2 separate regions of the Homo sapiens genome follow, and region 1 is linked to region 2. A link is a contact called in ENCODE Hi-C or POLR2A ChIA-PET data. All regions are on one chromosome and are shown on one strand. The core of a region is the stretch at or near the end of the contact, and the rest is flanking DNA. Distances in the headings are between cores, read along the strand shown. Region 1 has its middle 42 kb from the start of SETBP1-DT. Region 2 overlaps LINC01478 (long intergenic non-protein coding RNA 1478).

Region 1 (4,921 bases), core at 1,792-4,291, 130 kb before region 2:
TCTTAAGTAGTCACAGTTTTCTTTCCAGCAAAAATGTGACGAGCTTTGCTATCAGTAATTTCCATGTGCTAGAAGCCACTCTCTAATCTCTTTTTTTAGTGATGATTTTCAAACCTGAGTTATTTCTACTCCCCTAACCCCTATATAACTTCCTCTCTAAATGGACTAAATGGACAGTAAGCTTGAGAGTAGGGTGGGAGGGAGGATCTAACACCTTCAATCTGATATTTAGCGGTTGTCTGAGTTACTTTGAGTTACAAATAAAAAGACTTATTGGTCCTTTTAAATCAGTAAGTATTTCTCTATACATAAAGCACAACAGACCAGAACAACACAAACAAACAAAAAAGAGATATTGGCAAAGTTTAAAACCAGGGTGTTCTCCAGTAGATGAAGTAACCACTTTCAAAGAAACATGCATTAATGTTGCTCCAAATCTTCTTTCTTACCTGCAGTGGGAAGGGCGAAGCCTACCTTGTTTCAGGTAAAAGCCATATGAAATAGTTGAAGTTACTGAAAGCAGGAATTCAGGACTTACTGAATAATTTTAGAAGTCATTCATTCTTATTCATTATCACATTGCAGCATTTTGCAAGCCTGTAAGTAGAAGGAAGCACTCATTGTAGGAAAGAGTGAATGAACAAATCCTTATTGAAAGCACCTGGAAAATTCAATGCTTATGTTAGTAATTCACAAATAGGAGTCTACTGTGTCTTAATCTGGCCTCCGTGCAGCGAAAATGCTTTCCCTGCTAAATTCTCTAAATTTCTCCATTAGTCATTTGTTTGCATTTAGGCAGACAATAGGCTTTTGGAAGGTAAAATCTGGACATATTGTCATCTAAAAATGGATTATTAAAGAGAAAGGACTCTACTAGATGAGCTCTTAATCACAGACACTTTCTTTGGAAGTGAATGTGATCAAGTTTATACATTGCATATGACCAGCTGACAACTCCATTGAGCCCCTGGTCAGGAGCCTGGGGAAGCTTGGGTGGTAGGGCATGGGCTCAGAAGGCGTAGGCAGTGGTGATGGAGAATTTGACTTTTCTCTGGAAACGGTCCTAGAGACAAGTTTCTGAGTTTTGGAAGACAACACAATGCAACAGAAGGAACACTAATTTTGAAGCTGGTAGGTTTTGTTTGCAGAACTTATCTGCTGTTTATGAGAGATATAAAACCCTGAGCAAGTTACCTACCTCCCTTTAGCTCATTTTCCTCATCGATAAAATGTGGGATAATGAGGACACATTCTCCACAGCATTATTAGAAGGATCAAATGGACTAATGAATGGGAAAGTGCTTTTCAAATGGCAAAGCAGTTGCAAATGTAAGCTGTTATGATAATTGGCCCTCAAGAAATGCTCTTTGATAGTAACAGTCAGTGTCTAATCCCATTCTTCTTCCATGAAGGACTCCACGGGAACAGGGCTTTCTGTTGGCATCTTCTCTACCCGTCTTAGAAGATTACTGGAAAAGTGGATGCAGGACTCACCTCACCCTGGCACTGTTTCTCTGGGCAGTATTTTACCAGGTTAGAATTTTTTTCTGACACAGAAAATGGTATCAGTGTGGCTAAGTGGAAAACACACAGCACTGAATTTCAACACATGCTTTCATTACTTCATTATTTTGTTCACTCATTCACTTACTCATGCAGCAGGTATTATTCAGAGCCTATGACATATCAGACACTGTGCTAACCTGCTGTACTTGTGAAGTTGAATATTTCAATCTCCTTGCTCATTTTAATGGGAACTGAGTCACTTAACTTGTTTGTTTGTTTGTTTGTTTTTGAGAATCTCATTCTGTTGTCCAGGCTGGAGTGCAATGGCACAATCTCGGCTCACTGCAACCTCTACCACCTGGGTCAAGAGATTCTCCTGCCTCAGCCTCCCGAGTAGCTGGGACTACAGGTGTGTGCCACCACACCTGGTTAATTTTTGTATTTTTAGTAGAGATGGGGTTTCACTATGTTGGCCAGTCTGGTCTCAAACACCTGACCTTGTGATCCACCCCCCCCCACCCCCCTGCTTGGCCTCCCAAAGTGCTGAGATTCAGGTGCGAGTCACCACACCTGGCCCACTTAACTTCTTATTGCATCAGTTGACTCAACTGTCCATAGTGACCATCCCTGTCTGGTCTTTCTTGTACAGTTTTTATGAGAGAAGGGCTTGAAGAGTGCCTTGTAGAAATAAAAGGGCTGGACAATTATGAGGCGCAATGCATTTATTGGCATTTTTTGAACACCTATTGGCATATGAAGTGGCTACTGTGCTCACATAGGATGACCACTAGGGAAAGCTGACCGTAAAGCAAGAGGAAAACTGGTTCTGGCTTAATGGCATTTTGTGGAATGCCAATCACTGAAGCAAAGATTCTTTCATGATTGTGTATGAAGTGAAGTGAAGCCATAAAGAAAGATGAAAAAGTGAATCAAGAAGAACAGGAGGAGTAGGTGTGGGAAAAATAGGTGTCACGGCTGGTCAGAGTTTTTACATGCTACCTCGCAGGAGTGGGCAGGCAGGGCAGGGCATGTCCAAGGAATACTCTGGGAACCTTGATATGAGATAGTAACACAGAATTAGTTTTGGTAATAATGTTAGTTAGCATTTATAACACACTTGTTTTCAAAGTACTTTACAATGGTGAATTGGGTAATTATATCCCTGTGAATTAGGTCAGCATTGTTATTTCTCTTTCACTCTATTAATCCCTTCTCCTCAGCTAGCTGAGGCTCTTAGTCACAAAGTTAAACATTCAGCCATCAGTTACATGTGTCCCCGTGAAACAATGTGTTGGCCTTAAAGGGCAGACATAGGAATGGTTAAATGTTACCCTAGCGTTTTCTCCTTAATGCTAAACAGAATTTTTTTTTTAAATCAGATCTTAGCTTGTAGAGAAGCTGGTTATAATACTTTCAAAGTCACTGTCATTCCTCCCCTCTGCTTCTCGTAAGAGGTATGCCAATTATTCTCAAACTACATGAACTGTGAGAAAAACCCTCGGATGTGTGACTCAGAGAGGTGTGTTCTGGTGTGGCTTCTGCCACTTCCAGCTTACTGGGTGAGATCATTTCAACAAGCCATCTGAGATTTCTAAGTTTCTGAGTTCACCTTTGTAAAACGTGAAGAATAATACTTGGCCTGCTTTCCTGTTTGGTGGTTTTTGAAAGTGACACAAAAATAATAATTTAGGAAATAATGTATGGCTGAATTTAGTAAGATATGCTAGACTTATTGGTTGCCAAGGTTTACATGACATGAATGAAAAGATGTCAAGTGCACAGTGCCATCACCTTTGCTCTTTTGCTTATGGTGATCACAGCATTCTTCCCCTCACCTCCCCACCCCAACCTGAGCTAGGTCTTAGCATTGGGCCCCTCAACACAGCTCTCTCAGCCACTACTGACTGATTGGAGTTGTTGCAGACAAGGAAAACTTTTGGTAAGCCCAAATCTAAGTGTCTTCTGCTGCTCATATTTATTTTATGTTATCTTGAATAGGTTATATGTATACACCGAGCAAAATATTTTCTAGAAAGTGAACAGTCTCCCCCTTAGTCCTCTTACCTTCTGCTATTTCTAAAGTGAAAATCTTCTCTGGTTTATTTACATGCTCTGATAAATATTCTCTCAGGAAGAAGAATTAACGGACATCTTAACGTCAGATGGATTAGGAGGTATGAAATTATGAAAAAAGAAAATTGATTTCATTGTAATTCTTGGCAATACGTTGGCTGAAAATCTAATCTTTTTACTTCTATCCCATGCCAGGTGAACTTTTTATAAACAGAAAATGCTCTTGAGTCTAGTTGAATTGAATGTAGGTGCTCATGTGACTTAACCGTGTTCCAAATATTAGCTCCTGTTTTAAGCCTCTGGATGCCTTTCCATTTTGAACTGAACAATGAAGATTCATTGAAATACTATCATCATCACCACACCTGGGATGACTGAATAAATTTTTTTTTGCCCCCCCACAGTGTCTCTCTTTTTCAGTGTTTCTCAGGGTGAGTGGCCAAGAAAAATTCCCACTTTCAATGGGAGTGCCTGGGTAAGGTTTAGGCAGATGAAACAAAGTCAGTGGAAACTATAGGATACAGTATCCATTTTCTAATTCATGGTTTAAGGGTCTTTCACATAAAAGTGCTAGATCATTTTGTTGGAGTGTCCTTAGCAAATTTGATATTACTACTTTCATCTTTGGTGTCTTCTGCATTGTAAAGGGGAAGTGAGAGACTCCTTTTTTCAGAATCTTCTTCTCTATATGGTGTCAGGTTTGAGTCTGTCAGTGAGAGGCATTTGCCTGTCATCTGGAAATAGGAAAAAGGAAGAGAAGTCACTATTCTTTGGAGGTCACTGCAGCCAGATTCATGAACAGAAGAGTGGCTCACAGTAACTTCTTGGTGAGTCCTAGAGAATCACTTGGTTCACTGCTGACAACAAAGAGATACAAACTTCTCAGGAATTTTTAAGAATAGAAACAGTGTTCCAGAGAGCTCTCCAAACTTTCTGCTTTGGTAGTTCAGGTAAGATCTTTAGTGTCAACTTCCCCAACCTGTGCTTCCAAGTTCTTCCAGTAGTTAAGCTACTATTTCCTGATTTAAGTCCTTTATACTTGAAATAGAGTGACTCCTATTGCTTAATCGAACTTTAACATAGATAGTTTTTTGTTTGTTTGTTTGTTTTTGTTTTTTAACTGTAGGTGGTTTGGGGCTATTAGAATGCTAGGGATGAAAGTGACAAATTGATTCTTTGATGTGATCATAGTGGAAAGCACTAACAATTTCAACAGCAGCTCAAAATGGGTCACTGATAGTACACGCATGGCATGCAGCAGCAAAACAGCTATTTACATTACCACTTCTGATTTCCTGGAGTTATGTAGCTGTAGAAGGCAAGACTTTGGAAGGCAAAGTAG
Region 2 (5,362 bases), core at 1,146-3,645:
GTGATGTAGGCACAGCTGATGTGTCCTCCAGTCTTGGGATGTAAGCAGTGAATTAGGTTTCAGAAGAGTTCAATGATTTTGCTATTTCAGGTGGCAAAACAAAACATACCATCCATTTCTGAGGGAATGGACAGCCCTTTTACATTTCCGCTTTATCCCACACTGTTCTTCCTTTTTCTCCAGGTATCAATGTGATTTCAATAGTGTGGTGCATATTGAGACACTACCAGCCTTGGGAAGACCAGGCAATCCACGTCCAGTGTGCTCTCTGATTAATTCTCTCATTTGATATACACAATCTTCTGTAGAGTTGTCAATACAGACATTATTCTTCCAAATTTCAGGTGATAAAACTGAGGCTCCAAAGAATAATCTATTAAACGGTAATGAATGAGGAAAATAAACACGCTGGGTATTTGATTCCCGGTCTAGGACCAGTTTCTCCATAATCAACAGATTCCAGTCAAACAGCAAAACAGCAAACAGCAAATATAAGTAAATTAAAAAAAAAACACGAAAATGGTAACACCTTAATTTGAATGCAAAGGCAAACAACAACATTTACAACAATGAAATTAAGACTCTTAAAGCTTTTCCAGTAAATTGCCTGATTATATTTGATAACTTCTTTCATATAAGTACATTTTATTTTTACCCTCTACTTAAGTGTCTTTCTAGCTTAATCTTACAAATAGCATATTCAGTTCATACATACATAGCTAGAAACACTTCTTGTGATTTTCTCCCTCCTTGCTCACGTTTTTTTCTGTCTCTCCCTTTTTTTATGATTATGGCAACATTGACAGCTGTGTTCATTGCGATCTATGGCTGCCTATACCTTTAAGTACCTAGCTTGGAAATCATTTTGTCCCTCTAGATTTGAAAAATTACACCCCATCTTCCAATTCAAGATACACTGAGACAGAGCTGTGCTGTCTGCAAGAATATTAGTTCTGAGAATAGGACTGCTGTTTGCACCACACACTCTGCTCTCTTGCCAGCAATAATCAAAGCGAACTTGTATTTCTTTAATGACAAAGCCTCCCGGTGTGTTAATTTGGTTCTCAGTGACACTACATCTTGTCAGAGGAGTGAGAGAAATGGGAAAACATACACTAATATCACTGTCAGCCAAGTGGCACATTTTTCTATGTAATCCATCTCTGGAAAGCAAGGGTCTTTGGCTCCCACCTCTTGGTGAATCTCTAGGATCTGTGAGTGCTGCAGACTCAAACTTCTCATTATGTCCAAGGGTAGGACTTGTCCCCTGTGACTGCTCACTCTGGCCCAAAGAAAATTCTGTTTCTTTGCCATGAGAAATGATGATTTAGGGGCATCATCTCTCTACTGTCCCCTAAATGTGTTTTATCCCATGGTACAGAAGAAAGAGGGGGTATATCATCAGATGGACTTCGCTGTAACTGACTCTCTGATGGTGGGACAATTATCCAAGTGTCAGTACCCTCGTTTGTAAGATGATGACATTGACGCTTAACTCTTAGACCATGGTAAGGATTAAGAATAATACCTGAATTGCTTTGTGGCCACAACATTTATCTACTTCTGTTCTCAGAACTGAGGTTGAGTTGTGAAGCAACAAAATAACAACTTAGCTCAGAGGCTATCTTGAGATATAGTTCTAGGTATTTCAAATGTGGCTAAAATGGGGAGCTGAGGCCAAGAGTGTCATCCCACACAGTTCCTGGAATATCTGTCCGCTCATATCAAATATTTCAAAACTGGGGACTCATTGAGCCCAACCTGTAAACTTTTAAAGTTCCAATGATCATTCTTTGGCCAGTATAGTCACTTGTGTTGTCAATTAATTTTAAGCACCACCTTTCTTCTGGGTTTTGTAGACAACTTTCTTCTACCTCCTATTCTTGGGCAATTCCTTACTCTTCAAGCTTGCATTTTAGCATTGGGTTTCTTTCTCAGATGTTAATGCTTACACTAATGGTTGTTGGTTCTAGAAATCATTATTATTCCTTTGAATTAGCAAATGTTTTCCAAATAGCTTGCTAAAGAGGAACTGGCACTTTCTTTTCCTCTTTCCTTTCTCGTCAAGAATGCTCTGGGTTCACAGCAACCACTGGAGCCTGTCAGCATGCCCATCAGACTGCAAACCAGCCCAGCTGAGGGGAGCACTTGCGGGAAGTTCTCAGGGTCTGCCTGTTTGGTTTGCCTCTTCCTGTTTGCCTTGTAGCTTTAAATAATGCGGTTGCTTCACAACCACTTGTTTTTTGAGTAGGGAACAGGGCATATTTTTCTAGCAGATAAAATGACTTCCCACCATTCACTCTTTGTTATTTCCCCTTTCTGAAGGGCAGTCTGATGAATGCAGGGCAATGTGTAATACATGTTTTCCTGTTTTCTGCTCTTTCTCCATTGGGCTTGTCAGTCAGTCGTGGGCTTGGTTCTGAGGAGGATGTGGCATTCATGAGAAAGAAGTCAAAGAGCGTTTGTGTGATTAACCTTCTCAGAGAGCACATATTCTGACTCCGTGTGAAGATCAGGTTCCAGGGACAGTTAACAATACCCATGATGCTCAATATACAAACCATGAGATGAGAAGTCAGTCATTAATAAAAGGGAGTCATAGAAACTCAGTATTACATCACTATTTCCTGAGATATCATATCAGACAACCTCTGTAGTAACCCACTGGTGAATTGTGATATGATATTGTTGATGAGACACTAATCAAGTGCTTAAATTTACTATGGAGAAAAATAGAGAAAATAATGTGTTTAGGGTCTAGGCCATTTTGGCAAAAGTTCTTTGACCATTCATCATTTCTGATCTTACATCCCACAACGAAAATTTCCCTCTGTATCATTGCCCCCATCTTCTTTGCTGAAGGCTCAGTATCTAGCCAGCTTTCTATCTCAGTTAAGCTTTACCCTTCTATTAGCAAATTTTGGAGCCCCTTTCTGCCTCTAGAGGTTGGTTAATATCTACTAGTTCCAGGGGAGAAGATTGATGTTGCCCACCTGTCTCATTCCAGTGGTATTGAGTGGAAGTAGTTGTCTGAGTAGCAACTAGGAATATAAATTGTTTTTCAGCACTGCATTCATAATGCCAGTTTTTCAAATTAAATTTTTATAAAAAAAATCAATGTAGCTTTAATTTATATTTCCTAAATACATTAAAAATAAGGTATGGGTAGGTAATGGATTCAGGCCATGGGTAGTTCTGGTTTGTGAAATCATTCAGGGTCATACTGAATAAGAAAATTTTGTTTATGTGGTGGGATCTTAGAAGGTCTCCTAATTCAATATGTCAACAGCCTACCTAGTTTGCAATCATAGTTACCACTTAGTTTATTCTAAAACCTCTTTTGATAAGAAAGCCTTTCTCACTGGATATGCAAATATCTTATTATAAATGAACATTTATTTTAGGACACAGGAATAGGACTAGATACAAAGTTGAGTAGTGAGGAAAATGACTAAGGGAAGGGTATTGAGTGTAAAGATGAGGTATATTGGGTGTACAGTTTTTGCTTAATACATATTTTTTTTCCAAAAACTGTCCCCTTGACATATCTTGGCAAGATAAATGCAATGTGGTAATCAAATCAGGTGCTGGGCTCCGAGGCCCCAGATGGAGGGTCATGAGTCAGTCATCATTCCTTGGTCACTCCTGATGGCAACAAGCAATGAAAACCCATCTTCAAACCTCTACAGAGGCACCAGCTGTTCCCTTTACCCCTTCTAGTGTGAAGGAGCCACATCAGCCAAGTATGATAATCTCCTCCTGCTGCTCTGTCATTCTCTTCAGTTGGGATGATCATGAAGGAAAAAGGAAAATCATCTGGGCCCTTGGATCAGCCAGAGCAGATCCCTGGATTTGAGAATCATAAGTTCACAATTTTGAAGTGAGGGATTATTCTGTAGAACCTCCAGTGTGTCAGAAGAAGGGAAAAGGTCTTATAGGAGAAAGAATGAGAGAGGCTAATGTGAGTGCGACTGGCAGCAACTCTTACATTGGAGGCTCAGTGGCCTCCAGCATTTCCCTTGCTCTTGCCTTAAGAGCTATACCTATCCATTGGGAGAGAATGATCCCTATTATCTCCCACTGAGAATTTCATGAAAGCCACAGTAGGGAGGAAGAAGAAGCTGTACAAGAGTTTGTCTACAACTGAAAGGAACATGGACGGACTTCAGCAATGACAACACTGCGACCTGATTCCTTCTCCTAGTATGACAATTAGGATAGGGTGTAGGCCTTTATGTATGGCATAGGGTAAAAGTGTGATGCTATCTCAGAAAGACTAATCACCACATAATAATAAACAACAACATTTACTTAAGCCGAAACAATATTTTAGGCATGGTATGAATTCTTATGTGGTAAAGGGCATGGGAAGAGCTGATGAGGAAATTAAAGATGTGTCATTGGCTTTAAGCTGTTTGTAGCCTAACTGAGAATTTGAAACCTATATAAAGGAAATAGTTTAGGGACTAACACCAATAAAAATATTGAAAAAAGTAACACTGTTAACACCTTAAATAATGGCCACAAAACAATGGTTTATTTATTTATTTATTTATTTTTTTGGCATTTCCCAAAGCAGCAAAGATTGCAAGAAGGCAGAAAGGGAGTGAAAAGGATATAAGAATGAATGTGAAGAAAGGCAAATTTAAATTCCCCTCTATTCCTTTTTTGAATTGAAAAGTAAACCATTAAGAGGAAACTTTCTCTCACTTTATAGCGCTTAGATTTCCCTCCTACTTCTTTGGTTATCAAAAATTCACAGATCTACAGCAAGTCCTGTCTTTTCTGTGAAGCCTGAGTTCATCATTCTCGCTCACAGATGTTTTCCTTTTCTTAAGTTTTTTTTTTTTTTTTTTTTTTTTCATTTACCTTTTTTCCTATTCTGACTTGGTCCGCAGTTTCTAACGGTGGGTGTCAAGCCTCTTAGGGGAGGTATCTGAAGGAGTTTGTCCTTGATGAGAGAGGATCTTCAAGCTAAAAGAGCCATAGATGAAGCCTTGAGGGTTGATAACTTTGTGAAGACAAGACCAGGATGGGAGACAATTGTTTCTTCCAAAGAGTTGATAGACTGTCACAGAAAGAAGTAAGTAGGTTTCTCCTCCACTGTTCCAGAGCACAGAACTAGGGCTAATAAGTAGAAAGTATTAAAAACAAATTAAAGATTCGAAAATAGAACATAGAATAGTGACCTTCACTTCATCTACAATATTCAAGACAAACAATTTGTCATCAGTTAGAAACATTCGTGTAGGGAATCCTTAAACTGGTCTCTAGGTTGGAATAGATTAGATTATTTCAATGATTCCTTCTAAATTTAAGACTGTAGGCTGGGTGTGGTGGCTCATGCCTGTAATCCCAGCAC

What was found. Hi-C counts contacts between places; a loop is a spot of excess contacts on that map. ChIA-PET counts read pairs that join two places held with the same protein, here RNA polymerase II (POLR2A). Pooled maps may share reads with other maps.
Region 1: a loop to region 2 is called in a pooled map, with 2.2 times the contacts of the local background. The contact joins two enhancer-like sites. A Hi-C loop is called at or near these places in 1 of 50 pooled maps. POLR2A ChIA-PET finds 5 or more read pairs at or near these places in 2 of 52 experiments (T-cell and activated T-cell).

Annotation. Positions count from the first base shown.
Region 1 is chr18:44,635,776-44,640,696 of GRCh38, reverse strand. No RefSeq gene overlaps it. Among named protein-coding and RNA genes, the nearest start is that of SETBP1-DT, 42 kb to the left of the region's middle. Within about 2 kb of position 3,041, at least 3 of the 41 ENCODE cell types and tissues checked have a DNase peak (open chromatin) inside an H3K27ac peak, as active enhancers do.
Region 2 is chr18:44,504,929-44,510,290 of GRCh38, reverse strand. All of the region lies in intron 2 of LINC01478 (long intergenic non-protein coding RNA 1478), which reads left to right. Among named protein-coding and RNA genes, the nearest start is that of LINC01478, 24 kb to the left of the region's middle. Within about 2 kb of position 2,395, at least 9 of the 41 ENCODE cell types and tissues checked have a DNase peak (open chromatin) inside an H3K27ac peak, as active enhancers do.